Regions from separate parts of the Mus musculus genome. Here region 1 is linked to region 2. A link is a loop called in an ENCODE intact Hi-C map of the cell type or tissue named here. Cell type or tissue: left cerebral cortex. All regions are shown on one strand. Region 1 overlaps Osbpl9 (oxysterol binding protein-like 9). Region 2 overlaps Osbpl9 (oxysterol binding protein-like 9).

Region 1 (8,000 bases), 82 kb after region 2:
ACTGGTAGGACTGAATTCTGTGACTCTGAATTCATAGACACCAAGAAAAATTGATACTGCTGACTTAGTTAAGTGTAACCCGGGAATATGTAAATGTGGGGTACTCTTTTTTAATTCTGAACAATATAAATATTTTACCACAGTGGATGTTAATGAGAAAGGGAATATGTGTGAAGTGTAAGATGCTACTAGTTGAGAGGAGAATAATTAGTACAATTTAAAGGAAATAAAATTAACGAAAGCCAGGTATATTGGCTCTTACCTGTGGTCTCAGCATGTAGGAACCTGAGGTAGGAGGATCCCCAAGAGTTGAAGCTAACCTGAGCTGAGTGAGATCTTTTCTCAAAAATCTGTTAGTTACACCATACGTCTCTGTGTTTTCGAATGATAGTAAGGCCAGAGATTATGCCACACATGAAGTCTTATATGAATTTCTACTCCTTCAGAAAATAAGCTTGTTATTACTTAGCATTGATGGGGGGAGGGGGGGCTCTGTCTGATCTTCTGTGGTTTGAGTTTCAGAAGCACTGTTGTGCTGGGTGTTGGCTGTCCTGGCTGGCTCTGCTGATGCTCAGAGTGTCAGGGACTGAGAGGCTGGAGGCATAAAGAGAAACATTAATTTGAATTACTGTAGAAAAATTCATATGTCAGAGTTTTATATTCTAAATAGTTGAGGCTATTGAGTATGTGTTGGGCTGTTCTTCTAACTTATTTCACATATTCAAATCTAGAACCCGCTCAGTTGTGTAAGTCAGAGCAGCGTCCATCTTCCTTACCTGTTGGACCTGTGTTAGCTACCTTGGGACATCATCAGACTCCAACACCAAATAGTACAGGTACAGATCCGGGTAACCTTCACTTCTTATAACTTTCCATTAACGTGTGAGATTTATGTTTGGCTCCCAGTAGGGAAAAGGATGAGGGACTGTAATAGCTGCTGACATTAGCAATAACTTAGTTTTTCATTGCAGTCCACCTTAAAGTGGGTAGTTTTGTAATTGAGCCAAGAATATTAGTAATTATAATTTAATTTTTAATATAGGGCTTTGTTTGTGTACCCTCTGCTTGGGCTTCTGATTGAATCTTTTTTTAAAAAAATAAATTGCTCACTTGAGACTTGCACACTGTCTCATGGACAAGGAGTGTGACAGTGTAGGAGTGCAGTGACTGGAAGTAGGAAGGCCTGGCAACACTCTCGTTCATGTGCTGTGTGTCCACCTGCACTGTCACTCTGTCCTGACCACAGTGGAGTCATCTGCTTCTTGACTGGCTTTCAGCAGAGAGGCAAGCACTGCCCTTCTTACGTGGTCACCTCGGGGTATTAAGGGTTTGCCACTGACATAGGTGATCCCAGGGCTTTCTTAGTAGGGCAGTGAGTCACTGCTCACCTTTGACCCATGTACTTTTTAGGAAACATTTATCAGTCTCACTTTTATCAATTTTGTAGTATTAAATATGTCATTTTAATTTACATTTATTTATAGTCATCTTTACCCTTTCTATGATATACAGGGCTACACCAATGTTAGGTACTAAATTTATTTCTTGTTTTAAAGTTAATTAACTTTGCATCTTGTTAACTGTAGAACCAGACACAAGAAAATGAACTTAGAACTTTTGACTCTGTTAAATGAGGACGTTTAAAGAGTATATATAGGTCCTGGTGAGCAAGTGGGACCCTGACATTTCTTGTCACTACACAGACACTTCCTTAGTGGAACTTTTCTGTGTAACAGTGAAAAATTATCATGTGTATCTTAGCCCATATTAAATTTTGGGGCAGTGAGTAATGTTATACTTGGGTTTTTTTCATATTTAACAGCACAAATGCCTTCTAAACTTTGAAGAAAAAAATAGGAGTCAACAGTAGTTCTTTTACTTGGGAAATGCTAATAAACAGTTTTAGTAATGAGATTAAAGGTTTTTTGGCTTTTGTGTTTCATGAACTCTGTCTTACCTTGCTTAAAAGTTAGAACCTGTAGGCATGTGATGTGGCTCTCAGCTGCCATGCTTGCATGGGGAAGCTGGTGCAGGGATTGCTGCAAGTTTGAGGTTAGCTGGATCCATATACTGAGTTATAGGCCAGCCAGGGCTACAGAAGGAAAAAAATTAACCTATGAACTTTGTTTATTCATTTGTTTCATATGATGTGATTATGATCAGATTGTAAAGTGGCCAGAATTTCTCCACTTGGAAATACATAAAACTGGTTAATAAATGAAAGTGTGAGGAACATTTCTGTATGGCAGCCAGTTTTCATATAAATTATTTTCAGAGGGTGAGGATTATCTTCTGATAATTATTCTGAAGAAGGTACTAAAAAGTATCTTAACATTTATAGTTGGATTTAAGGAGATTAAAAATTATGTTAGTTTATGCTTTCTGTCTTGTTTTCATTCTAACTTCCCTATCTTCTCCATCTTTTTTCCTTCTCTAGCATAGAAAACATCTTTCCTTTAACAATAAGTCATGTTGAAATCTTAATACTTGGGCTTGCAGTTTACATTCACATCCGTTTTCTCGTGTTTTCCATTATATGGTCACAGACATACGTTGCCTGTTAATTGTGATTCATGGTCTTTTTTTTCCTGTTCCAACAAGAGTATTGTGGTCCCATTTGCTGTTGAGGAACAGAGAATTTAGTTATTTGGCAAGGCACGTTAACCTTTGGAACTTCTATAATAAGCTTTACTTGAGCTAACGAGCCATTTTGTCTAAAAGGGTCTTTGTGAACCTGGTGCAAAGAATAGCTGGTTGGTTTATTTTCATTAACTGAACTGAGATACAAGAACAGGCTAAACGTGTAGAGGTAGATCTTCATTTGCTTCTGTTACTGCTGTCTTTGTTTTCTGTTGCTGTTTTTGACAGGGTGTCTCTTCATAGTTGTGGGTAGCCCATAACTGGCTGTGTAGACGGGCCTTGACTTCACAGAGACATCCTGCCTCTGCCTCTCAAGTGCTAGGAGCAGAGGCCACACCGTCTTGCCTGGGTTCTTTGGCTTCTGATTGGCAGTAATAGCAGTAACCGAACTTGAGCATCCACCAGGCATCTGTGTTAGATTAGTTACAAGTAACGTGCCGGCCATCAGACAGTAGGCGAGTGTCCCTGTTTGTTCTTACTCATTACTGGCCAGTGTAGCAAGCATGCAGAGACCAGATGATAGTCTTTCCTCTGGCTCTCTATTGATTCTGCCTGCTTTAGTTAGAGTCTGCTGTTAGAAGATGCTCTTGGGGTCTTCCTTTTCTGCACGTTTCCCTTAGTAGCTCTGCTTTATCTCTGCTCTGAGCCATGTGTACCTGAATTAGGTTAGGAAGAAGGGCGTGGATGCTGTGTGCCCAGGACTTTGTGGACAGGTTTTCCATCTTCTGTGGTGAGTGGCTTGAAGTCTGACTATGCGTGGTGTCAGGCAGTATCTAGTGGTCATGCAGCCTTGCATTTCCATTGCTGTTGGTATCTTAGTGTATGGTATAAAGAGCCATGGCTCCCATTGGTACTGCTATCTCTTGTGGGATGCCAAACACCAGCGTGTGTGCAATCAGAAGGACTCCTTACTACTACAGAACACAAGTTAATCTTAAGTCACAGTGTGGAGATACAGAATTTTTCCCATTTGTTTAAAAGGTTATATCCAGGCTGTGGGTGTTACTGCTCAGTGGGAGGATGTTTTTTTAGTATGTGTGAATCCCTGGAATCAGTGTTCAGTACTATAAAATGAATAAAGAAAAAAGGCTGTGTCCCCAGTCTGTATCACAGTTGCCCTTGTTGTTTTCATTGTCTGATTTAACCGTTGGTCAAAAAATAAGGTGAGAATTACATCAGTTGACCAAACTTGGTCTTGACTTTAGAGAGGTCTGTTGTGGGCCCATCTCCTTAACTACCACCGTTTTCCCTAATTGAAAACCTTTGACTCGTAGGCAGTGGGAACTCACCACCTAGCAGCAGTCTGACTCCTCCCAGCCATGTCAACTTGTCTCCAAATACAGTCCCAGAGTTCTCTTACTCTAGCAGTGAAGATGAGTTCTATGATGCTGATGAATTCCATCAAAGTGGCTCGTCCCCAAAGCGCTTAATAGAGTAAGTATGTGAATAATGTACGTATTCAAATTTTAAAGGATGTGGTCTTCAGACCGCTGTTAGTGAGACACTTGCCTCATGAAGGCTTATTCAGCAGTTAGTTCTGTCACAGTTTTGACTTGTACTCCTGACTTAATAGTACAAACTTAATAAATAGCATCAGGTTTGGTAATGTGCCGGCAATGTTAGATTAGCTCTGTATGTTTCTGTAGTGGCCCTGCCATCAGAAAAGAGTCACATCTCATATGTTTGTATAGGAATATATCTAACAACTAAAAACTGGAATTTTATTGGGTGGAGGAATGGCATGGTGTCTTAGTCGTTTTGGGTGATTGTAGACTGGAAGCTTATAAATAAAAGGATTTTATTTCTCATAGTGCAGTCCAAAATCTGGTTGCTGGCAGATTTGTTTTGTGCTAGGAGGCTTGCTTTCTGTTGCACAGGTAACACCATCTGGTAATGTTCTCTTGTGGTGGAAGGCACAGCAGAGCTCTGGAGCTTCTAATCTGTGTCCCAGAGTTATTATCTCCTGACCTCTTAGTACTGCCCCACTGGCAACTCAAGGTTCAGCGTTAGAATTTAGAAGCAAGGTTGGAAAGGGATCTCGGGAGTTAAAAGCACTGGCTGCTCTTCCAGAGGATCTAGGTTTGATTCCCAGCACCCACATGGCAGCTTACATCTGCCTGTAACTTCACTTCCAGGGAATTCAGTGCTGCCTTCTGCTCAGTAGGGTAATGCATACATGTAGGACACACAAGCTTACACAGCCATATATAACTACATAAATGTTCACACCGTGGCATGCATTATGGTTATATATAGGAAACCATGGGGCACATTCAGGTGCTGGGCTAGGGAAGGCTTCCCAGAGGAGAGAGTGAATGTGATTCTGAGGTGAAGTATAGAGAGCAGACCTGGGATGAGAAGAGGAAGAGTGGACAGACTGAACCCCGTTAGAAAGGTGTGGCTGACGGCGGATTGGCAAACGGACAAATGGACAAGCAGTCCTGGGGACAGTCGGCAGCACTGTTTCTTACCCGTTAGCCTTAGCGAAAGCTGGGAGGGTGGGAGCCTGCGCTCCTCACCGTTGCCCACAGTGTCTCCAGCTTATGTGATGGAATTTGCAGCATTGATGGATAGGCTCTGCAAGAGATCATTACGTGGACAAACTGGCCCACATCTTCAGCTACTGCATTAGCAATGCTTTACAGCATTGAAAAGCAGCAGTCACTGGGATTTGAATTTCACTGGATGGTGACTTGCTTTGTTTTGGAGGGGCTATTTAAAATATGGGGAATCTGAAACAGAACCACCTGAGTGACATCATTACCCTGGTGGAATGCAGTCTAGAGATACAGAAGAAAGATGAGTTCAGCCACTGTAGTGCAGACCAGAGCCTACAGCTTAAAGTAGGCAGGAAGCTCTAAAGAAAGAGCAGCATAGGGCTGGAGAGATGGCTCAGCGGGTAAGAGCACTGACTGCTCTACCGAAGGTCCTGAGTTCAAATCCCAGCAACCATGTGGTGGCTCACAACCACCCGTAATGAGATCTGACACCCTCTTCTGGTGTGTCTGAAAACAGCTATAGTGCACTTATGTAGTATAATAAATAAATATTTGGGCTGGAACAAGTAGGGACTGAGCGAGCGGAGCTGATTGGAGTGAGCGATCAGAGGTCCTAAAAAATCAATTCCCAACAACCCCATAAAGGCTCATAACCATCTGTACAGCTGCAATGTACACACATACATAAAAATAAATAAATCTTTAAAAAAAAAAAAAGAAAGAGCAGCATAAACATTTGAAAACATGATGACAGACTGGCACTATGCATGGACAGAAGTATAAATTTCTCCAACACATAATGATCATCCAGAGACTAAGACTTTACATAAGAGAAAAACAGGCAAAGGACATGAATAAAAGATACATAGATAAATACACATATTTAACATGCAAAATTAGTAGTCGGCTTCTTTATCCATTGAGGAGTGGCCATGTTCATCCTGGTGAAGACATGAAGCAGATTGCATGGAGAGGGAGGTAGTCTTTATCACGATTACAGTGCTGTCCTTAGCTTGACAGTTCCACTGTGGACACTGATCCTGTAGCTGATCTACACCTGTAAAGAAGTGTATAACTAGCTGGTTGCAGTGTGGTTTGTCTGACCGTAGGAAGCTCCTGAAGAGTGACAGTGATGTGACTGTGAACAGCAGTGATCATGCCTACTCAGTGGGGTTCTCTCCAACCCTTTCATAGTAGCCTCGAGTGTGGCAGTGCACACCTGTAATCTCAGCACCAAGGAAGCAGACGCAGACCAGTCTCTGAATTCCAGGCCAGACTGCTCTGTATAGCAAATTCCAGGCTAGCCAGGGCTATGTAATAAAACCCTGTCTCAAACAAACAAACAAAAGTAGCATGTTAATAAATGGTAAAACCTCCCCAGTATTATAGGCCTATATACCCCAAAGTATACCCAAAGTAAGGCCGAACTTAGTTTACTCACTACCTTTTGTGGAAAGAGGGAAAAACACGGTTTTCTTGTTTATACTTAAACACTAGAAAAAAAAATAAACTACTTAGTACTTAGTGGGGGGTGCTGGCTTTAAAACAGTTACATAAGCGGAAGCAAGCCCTTTCTCACTGTTCACACAGCAGTCCTCGTTTTGTTTGGAGTTCGTTGTTGCTGTCTGGTACTGGAAATTTAGCCCTTGGCCCTATGGGTGGGAAGCATTTGCTTAACTCCTTAGTTGCGTATAAGAACCACCCACCACTAGAGATCAGAGTTTTCCCAGGGTCAGGGTCAGGCTGGAGAAGTCTGCCCCAGATGTTCCTTTTCATTCTAAGAAGCAGTCAAGAGAAGCCCTGCTTTGTACATGGCATTGCCGGCTGTCATCTTTCTCTTGGGTTTCTTGTTTTGTCTTTTTATGTGTGTGTGTGTGAAGGCATAATTGATAGAGTTGCATGAACATTTGTGTACTGCGAATCATCAACAGGCTCAGGAAAGAGCATAGCTATTGAAAGTTCTGGTGTGTCCCTTTGTCCTTTCTCCCAATACTTGTCCTCTCCTCTTCTTCTGTCACTAGGTAGTTTTCTTCTTTAAGAGCGTAGCAGGACTGAGGTGAGGCTCAGTGGTTAAGTGCTTGCCTGGCATGCATTAAAGCCAGCACTGGGGTGGGGCAGGAAGCAGTAACAACCAAAAGGACAAGAAGAATGTTGTGTTCTGGGCCACACAGCGAACATTGTTGCTTCCTTTTGCACAGCACTGCACTTTGAAGTTCCTCAGGCTAGCTGTGTACTCGTGTGTCACTAGCTCATTTCCTTGTATTGCTGGGCATCTATTGTAGGCCTATTACTGTACTACTTTGTTCATCTATTGATAGGCTGTCAATTTTACTTTTAGTTAGGTTTCAGTTGTTACAAACAAAGTCTTTTGTGCCCCTATCCCCACCCAAAGGCATGGAGGGTAGAATGCTTGATTTATTTGTAAGCAGTGTAACTGATGTGCAAGACATAATGTTTTATTTATTACACTTTTAGGAATTTTGGACATCTTCCCATGAACGTTGGCAGCTGCTGACCAGGTCTGCATTTTAGGTGCCCCAGAAAGGCTAGACTAAGGTAGAAAGAAGAGACAAAGCCAGGCATGGTGGCACACGCCTTTCATCCCAACACTTGGGAGGCACAGGCAGGTGAATTTCTGAGTTCGAGGCCAGCCTGGTCTACAGAGTGAGTTCCAGAACAGCCAGGGCTACACAGAGAAACCTTGTCTCAGAAAACCAAAAAAAAAAAAAAAAGAGACATACAAAACCTGGTACTTGGCTAAGCAGCTGGCGTGCCTTTCCCTGTGGACCATGGTCCCTGAGGATGGAGGGAAGTGCTGGGCTGGAGATACTGAGCACGGAGGCTTGGCAGCTCCTGCTGATA
Region 2 (8,000 bases):
ACTGGAGCTAACTAGTCTATAGTTATGTTAATTTTATGATGTTTAATTTTTTTTTAAAGATTTATTTATTATTATATGTAAGTACACTGTAGTTGTCTTCAGACACTCCAGAAGAGGAGTTGGATCTCATTACGAATGGTTGTGAGCCACCATGTGGTTGCTGGGATTTGAACTCTGGACCTTCGGAAGAGCAGTCGGGTGCTCTTACCCACTGAGCCATCTCACCAGCCCATGATGTTTAATTTTATGAGAGTTTTCTTTTCCTCTGTTATCTGTTACCTAACAGTATAGTTCAGATAGGCAGGATAACTGCTTAATTATTTCCTTTCACTTGCCCAGTTTTTAAGATAATGGCTTCAGTTCACAATCATTTACATATCCAAAAAAATTTGTGCACCATATTAGTAACAGTAGCTCCAAAGCTAAACAATTCAAGTGTCTATACATAGAAAACTGAAATTGTGTGTATGTGTGTGTGTCCTGAACTGTAAATATAAATTAAGAAAGGGAGCTGAAATTGGATGGATCACAGGGCCCCCAATGGAGGAGCTAGAGAAAGTACCCAAGGAGCTGAAGGGATCTGCAATCCTATAGGTGGAACAACATTATGAACTAACCAGTACCCCCTGGAGCTCATGTCTCTAGCTGCATATGAAACAGAAGATGGCCTAGTCAGCCATCAGTGGAAAGAGAGACCCATTGGTCGTGCAAACTTTATATGCCTCAGTACAGGGGAACGCCAGGGCCAAGAAGTGGGAGTAGGTGGGTAGGGGAGTGGGTGGGGGAGCGTGTGGGGGACTTTTGGGATAGCATTGGAAATGTAAATGAAATAAATACCCAATAAAAATATATTAAAAAAAGAAAAATTATATAATAGTTCATAACACACATTTCCTATAAAATAAATGTATTTGTGTCTGGAAGACAGTAATGTAAGTTATTATAATGATTACAATTTTCTGATACCTACATATCATCTAAGAAATTAGTGCACTTTTGTAAAGCATATTTTAGTCTATGAAGATACTTTGCCCTGAATTATTTAGTGGGAACAATAAAATCAAACAAAATGTTTACTCCAAAAAAAAAAAGAAAGAAAGGGAGCTGAAATCCCTTACGGTGCTTTTGTTCCAGGGTTTTATTAAAGCAACTGGAAAAGAAACTAAGACAAATACTATTGAGCCTTAAGAAAAGAAAGGAAAATTTCACATATGCTAACATGTATGGATTTTGAGGGTATTATACTGAGTAAAATAAGCTAGTCACCAAACACAAATATCCTTGCAAACTGGAAGTAAAATGGTTTCCAGACTGAGCATGGGGAAATAACAAATTGTTATTTGGTGGGTATGGAATTGTTTGAGTTTAGAAAGGAGATTTCTGGAGATGGATGGTGGTCCTCAATGCTGAACCCTAAAAATGACTAAAACAGTAAATATCAGGTTGATATGTTTTTAAAAAAGATTTATTTTATTTATTTTATGTATATGAGTACACTGTAGCTGTAGAGATGGTTGTGAGCCTTCATGTGTTTGCTGGGAATTGAATTTTTAGGACTTCTGCTCGCTCTGGTCAACCCCGCTCGCTCAGTTCCTGCTTGCTCCAGCCCAAAGATTTATTTATTATTATATATAAGTACACTGTAGCTGACTTCAGACGCACCAGAAGAGGGCGTCGGATCTCATTACAGATGGTTGTGAGCCACCATGTGGTTTCTGGGATTTGAATTCATGACCTTCAGAAGAGTAGTCAGTGCTCTTACCCACTGAGCCATCTCACCAGCCCAATATGTTTTGTCATATATAAAAACACACATTGAATTTTCCACAATTCCACAGGTAGTTGGATTTTCTGCAAGAGCTACAAGGGTGAAGTAAAGACTGGGGTGGGTTTTATCTGGAAGCTCTAAGAAAGAATCCTTTTCAGGCTGTTAATCATATTTAGTTGCTTGTAGTTAAAACATCTGAAGTCTCTTTGTTACTGTCACTTGTCACCCTTACTCTGCTTTTGTGCCTAACTGCCAGGTCTCCTACTTATAGGAGCCAACAAAATACACATTTTCCTGTACTGTTGTGAATCCCTGATTCCCATTCTGCTCACAGCTGCAAAAAATACTATTTGATAAAGGCTCATGCAGATCAACAATATGAACTAAGTACCCCAGAGCTCGTGGCTCTAGCTGCATATGTAGCAGAGGATGGCCTAGTCAGTCATCAATGGGAGGAGAGGCCCTTGGTCTTGCAAAGATTCTATGCCCCAATACAGGGGAATGCCAGGGCCAGAAAGCGGGAGTGTGTGTGTGTGGGTTGGGGAGCAAGGGTAGGGGGGAGGGTATAGGGGATTTTCGGAGAGGAAACTAGGAAAGGGGAGAGCATTTGAAATGTAAATGAAGAAAACATCTAATTTAAAAAAAAAAAGAAGGAAAAAGGCTCATGCAATTAGGTTAGGTTAGGTAATCTTTCTGCTTTTATTAATCAAGGCACTGACATGCTCTCATCACATCCTGTTTGCATCTATAGTCCCAGGAGAAGAGATTATCCAAGAACAAGTGTCATTCTAAGAATCCTGCCTGCTGCCTATCCGGTCAGAGAAGGACCTACAGAAACCTGCATTTAAATCTCATTTTACCCTTTGATTGAGTGACAGAGGGAATCTGTATGCTTGGGTTTGAGTTTTCTTTAAGTGAGGATCCTAATGCCTTTCTAGCAGAGTTCTGTGAGCATTAGGCACTTGGTGCATCATGAAGGGTAATGCAAAGTGTATTTATGATAAGGCTGGGGTGCAGTTCACTTGGTAGTGCGCATGCTTCCTAGCATGCACAAGGGTTCCATCCTCAGAGCTGCATAAAAGCAGATGTGGCTGGTGCATTCCTCTAATCCCAGCACTAAGGAGGCAGAGGCAGGTTGAACACAAGTTCAAGGTCATCTCCTGTGACTTTAAGTTTAGGGTTTGTATTGCTTTGATGAAACACCATGATCAAAAAGCAAGTTGGGGAGGAAAGGGTTTATTTGGCTTATACTTCCATATTGTAGCCATGACTGAAGAAAGTCAGGACAGAAACTCAAGCAGGGCAGGAACCTGGAGGCAGGAGCTGATGCACAAGGGAATGGAAGTGTGCTGCTTACTGGCTTACTACCCATGGCTTGCTCAGCCTGCTTTCTTAAAGAACCCAGGACCACCAGCTGAGGGGTGGTGGCACCACCCACAATGGGCAGGACTCTCTCCCATCAATCACTAGTTAAGAAAATGCCCTACAGCCAGATCTTGTGAAGGCATTTTCTCCAAGGTTTTCACTTCTCAGATAACTATTGTGTGTGTCAAGTTGACATATAAATCTAGCCTGCACAAGATCCTGCCACAAAAACAAGAGTGGAGAGGGGGGAGAGAAAGATTGTCCTTTGGGCTTCCTGTGTGAGAAACATCTGGGCAGTTGTCGATTGCCAGGAGCCCCCATCTACACACCTTATTTTAGAGAAAGATCCTAGGATCTTTAGTTTTGAACACACCCTCTGGTTGATTATGTTATGCAGACAAGTTGGGATCACTGTAGACGGATCTCGGGGAGCTCACATGTTACTGCCTGAGACGCTTCGCAGATCTAGTTTCTTGACCTTTTAAGGTGTCAGGATTAGCATTTTTTTTTTTTTTTCTGGAGTTAGGGACGAGTTTCGTGCTTCGTGCACCACTTCCAAACCCCATCTCCAGGCACTGAATTGACTTAGTTATTTATCAAGGTCACACATTCATGGTGAATCTGTCAGCAAAATTATGTGCCACTAGATGGCGCGCTTGCCCTGAAGAAGTAGTGATGGTTGCTGCTTGGATCTGATCTTCCACTTCATCCCCATGGTTTTATTTTTAGGTTTTAGCCTTTTGAGATAGGGTTTCTCTGTGTAACCCTGGCTGCCCCGAAACTCTCTTTCCCTGTGAACCAGGATGGCCTCGAACTTACAGAGATCTGCCTGCTTCTGCCTCCTAAGTGCTGGGATTGAAGGTGTGTGCCACCACTCCCCAGCCCCATGTTTCATCTGAAAGCACAACAATAACATTTTTAGGAAATATCTGCAAAATGGATAAGTAAAAGCATTAAAGAGGGTGAGAGGTAGAGACCACAGCATGGCGTCTGTGGAATGAAGGTTAAGAATGAATTCTGCCCTATGAAATGAGCCAACACTTTCCATGCATTCCTGAGCTCTTAAAAAGAAGAAGAAAAGCTAGACCAGACGGGGTACCATACTGTTCACTCACAGAATTGTCAGCATCAAATTTGTTAATGTATTTGAAAAGTGGTAGAGATTGAACCTACTGCTTTAGAGATCCCAGACCAGCAGTTCACCACTGAGGGGCATTCCCACACCACTGAGGGGCATTTCCAGCTCCCTTTAGTTTTTTTCAGACCAGGGCTTACTGATGCCCATGCTGGCCTTGAACCGTGGTTCTCTGCCTCAGCCTCTCGAGTAGCTGAGATCATAGGCTTGGGCTGCCATGCCTGCCTATAGTAAGCACTATTGGTGCAGACGAATCTTGGACTCTGACATTCTGAGAGGCTTAGGATCACCACAGAGAGATGGATTATAAGTCTTATGTACTTAATAGTGAAGCAGTGTGCGAGTTCTTTCTTTTTTGTATGTGTATGTGATTTGCATACATGTTCTCCTGTGTGCAGCGCTTTCCAAGTTATTAGTAAGGCAGGCCCATTCAGGTGAACTCTCAGCTTGCCATGCTAGCCAGTTCGCTCCAGGGCTCCTGTCTCTGCCTTCAGATGCTGGCTTTCTAGGCAGAAGAACGTTCATGTGAGTCCAGGGGATCCAAACTCTGGTCTTGGCAAAAGATCTCACAGTGAGCACTTTAACTCCTAGGCACTCTCCTAAACCTCACGGTCCTCATTAAATCAGCAGCGAGAGAGGTGCCTGCATTTGCTGCTGCTTCAGTGTTAAACCCTGCAGGTCCTAGAATATCAAATGAAGAAAAAGCAAGAGATAAATGGCTTGGTCAGAAAATTTGTGTTTGCGTATGTTTCTGTAAACTACACAAGTGGTCTCGGCACGTGGTCATATAAGAGCAAGGAACAAAGAAAAAAGATAGGATAGGCGATGGGACAGTAGGAGAATTAAAGTTAATCCTATTTGCACATAACATGTTTATGTGCGTACAATCCACGAGAACCTACAGAAGCATTGGAGGGATGGCTCAGTGGGTAACAATGTTCGCTGCTCAATCAGATGACCTGAATTCACTTGCCAACTCCCACAATTTGTCCTCTGACCTCTGCATGTGTGCCATGACACATATGTGCCAATAAATAAAATAATGTGAAAACATTGCATAAACTTTATTTTTATAACTAGCCTTGAACAAAAACTTTGGATATTGAGGTTACTGGAGAGATAGATCAGTGGTTAAGAGTACACACTGTTCTTTCTGAGGATTGGAGATCAATTCCAGCAACCATTTCAGGTGACCCACAACTGCCTATAATCCAGCTCCAGGGTATTTAATACCTTCTGCTGGCATCTGTGGGCACCTTTGCATAATAGCATACATGCACAGATGCACACACAGATGTAAATATAAATACATCTCAGGAGGCAGAGCCAAGTGCATCTCTGAATTTGAGGACAGTCTGGTCTACTAAGGAAGTTCCAGATCAAATCATTTGTGTGTTTGTATATGTGTGTATGTATATATATATGTATATGCACATATATATGTGCACGTATATATAGTAAGACCCTGTCTCAAAAACAGCAAATTGGATATGAGAACAATGTGCAAAAGCTAGTAACATTCTTTAATAATTCCTGTAATCAACTAGGAAAAGAGTTAAAAGAACTATATTTGTAATAATAGGTGGGCATGTTTAAAGGACATGTATATATGAGTGCACAGTTAAGTTCTACTGTTGTTTCTGTAGCCAGGGACATTGTGTGCTTAGTGTAAAGTGGGAATAGTGTGCTTAGCAGCAACCATGTTCCTTTTAGGAGGTGGGTGAGCAATTTATGCTCTGGAGTGGTCATCATTCCTTTATTGCCTTTGGAATCAGTTTACCAACCTACTTCTCTCTCTTTCTCTCTCTCGCTCACTCGCTCGCTCGCTCTGCAAACAAAACACACAAAACAACACCTTGTATCTTGTTTTGCCTTGTTTTTTTTCTCCCAAATCATTAAAACAAAACTGATTCTATCTTAGGCTTTTGCATCATTATTCATGTTTAAAGTCTTTCTGTGTGTATAGAAAAAAGAGAAAAAGAAAACCAAGAAATCCATCCACTTGGAGAAGACTCTGAAGCTGTAGCTACTGTCTGCAGCCTGAAGAAGTATGTACTGATGAGCATGCCTCAGAGAAGACCAGCAGTGGCGCACAACTTAATCTTAGCACTCAGGAGGCAGAGGCAGGCGGATCTCTGAGTTCGAGGCCAGCCAATCTATAAAGTGAGTTCTAGGACAGACAGGGCTACACAGATAAACTGTCTTGGAAAAAACAAAAGAAAACAAAACCCAAGACACAACAAAAAAGAAAACCTCAGAGAAAAAGAGGCCATAGAAGATAAGTATGTATTATGTTGGGGTCATGAGCCTTAAAAGCATCACAATAAAAGGTTGATATTTTGGTGGGTTAGAACAACAGTTTTCTTGATATTATTTCCTCTATGAGTTGCCAAGAGAAGCTTTGCTCCAGAATGCCCCCACCCCCACCCCAATATCAGAGCAAACCCAGAAGGGGGGAGAGGAAGGGTAGCAGAGAGAATAACTGGGGATGTGTGGTTGTGGGAAGGGTCTTGCAACAACCGGTAGCTCTCAAGCAGTTCAGGTACAGAAGTCACTGAGGGAAGTTAGCGCCTTGGGGCTCAGCTGTGGTGCAGTGTGGCCGTCTCTGAAACCTGGCCAGTTGTGACAGTGAAAGTAGAAGTCCTTCGTTATTGTACCAGAGCAACAGGAATAATTCAGGATTGTTGTGGGCAAACAGGTCATAAGGTCACCTTCTGTGAGATGAAGAAGAGCTGGCGATGTGCTTCTTGCACTCAAGGAATGGAAGACTGAGACGAGTTACAGGCCAGAGGTTTGGATGATCACAGAATCCTGCCTGGAAAGGAATTAGAGAAAGTCTAATTGCTGGAGTGGATGCAGACTCAAAGAGGGTCCTGGCTGTTGTTGAAGAGTCTTGCATATGTGCACCAGCAGCTGGGGCTGGTGAAGAGGAGAGAAAAGGTGAGAGGGAATGGAGTAAGATGGGTGAAAACCTTTGCCCAGAAAACCATGAGCATTGTGGTAGTGAAGCTGTCAATCAGTGTGAGTGCACTCGTTCATGCATGGAACTTGCTGAGTCCACTTAACACTTCTAAGGGTCGAGAATACCACCCCTAATTCAGGTTTTCTCAGACAGTTCCATAGACCTCAGAAGATAAGTTCCATGCTCTCACCTACCCTCCTGTACATGGCCAGCTTGACTGTGGTGGAGGTATGATTTAGAACATAAAAAGGCCAAGAAAAGTGAGAGGGCCTATTTTCCTAATACTGAAATGTAAAAGCTTCTAGAGGCTTCCAGAAAACAGTGCAGGAAAAATATTTCCTTGGTCTTAGGACTGAGAAACACTTCTTGAAGGACACACGGGAAGTACAACTATAAAGTATAAACTGAAGACATTGTAGGGAAGGAATTAAAGTTAAGAACTGTTCCTCAGAAGACAGAAGATGTAAAGGGCAGGGGACAGATACTGTAGACAATAGAAAGAAAACTGAGAATAGGAAAAGATGGTTTGTTTCTTGCGTATCAACGTCACTGAACGGTTGTCATCGTACAGAGGATATGCAAATAGCGATAAACATGAAAAGATACCCAATCAGATACCAGAGAAATGGAAACTAAAGCCCCTGTCAGATTTTCAGTGGTCACTGCTGCGTGATTTCAGATGTGCTCGTGAAGTGGGAGTGAGGCCAGCACAGCTGCTCTTAGAACCCTCAACAGTCTGCAGACCACCAGGCTCATACCTCTGATCTAGT

What was found. A loop is a pair of places that touch in the nucleus more often than their neighbours do. Peaks named below come from ENCODE experiments on the same cell type or tissue, not always from the same donor. Only the 100,000 strongest peaks of a DNase experiment are listed, where the experiment ranks them.
Region 1: it touches region 2 in a loop (2.1-fold over the local background); 10 of 42 quality-filtered maps call a loop at or near these places.

Annotation. Positions count from the first base shown.
Region 1 is chr4:109,079,163-109,087,162 of GRCm38, reverse strand. Osbpl9 (oxysterol binding protein-like 9) reads left to right here. Exons shown (of 24, transcript NM_001368727.1): 11 at 732-836; 12 at 3,915-4,074. It overlaps Gm32581 (a long non-coding RNA gene), which reads right to left. Exons shown (of 2, transcript XR_868005.3): 1 at 7,885-8,000; 2 at 5,939-6,463. Among named protein-coding and RNA genes, the nearest start is that of Gm32581, 4.3 kb to the right of the region's middle. In left cerebral cortex, no CTCF peak of the experiment used is centred here; a DNase peak (open chromatin) is centred at 3,612; H3K27ac peaks cover 276 bases.
Region 2 is chr4:109,161,498-109,169,497 of GRCm38, reverse strand. The region is part of intron 2 of Osbpl9 (oxysterol binding protein-like 9); the gene reads left to right. It overlaps Gm52703 (a long non-coding RNA gene), which reads right to left. Exons shown (of 3, transcript XR_003955256.1): 3 at 4,321-4,949. Among named protein-coding and RNA genes, the nearest start is that of Gm52703, 32 kb to the right of the region's middle. In left cerebral cortex, a CTCF peak has its summit at 3,771 (motif pointing right); a DNase peak (open chromatin) is centred at 3,780.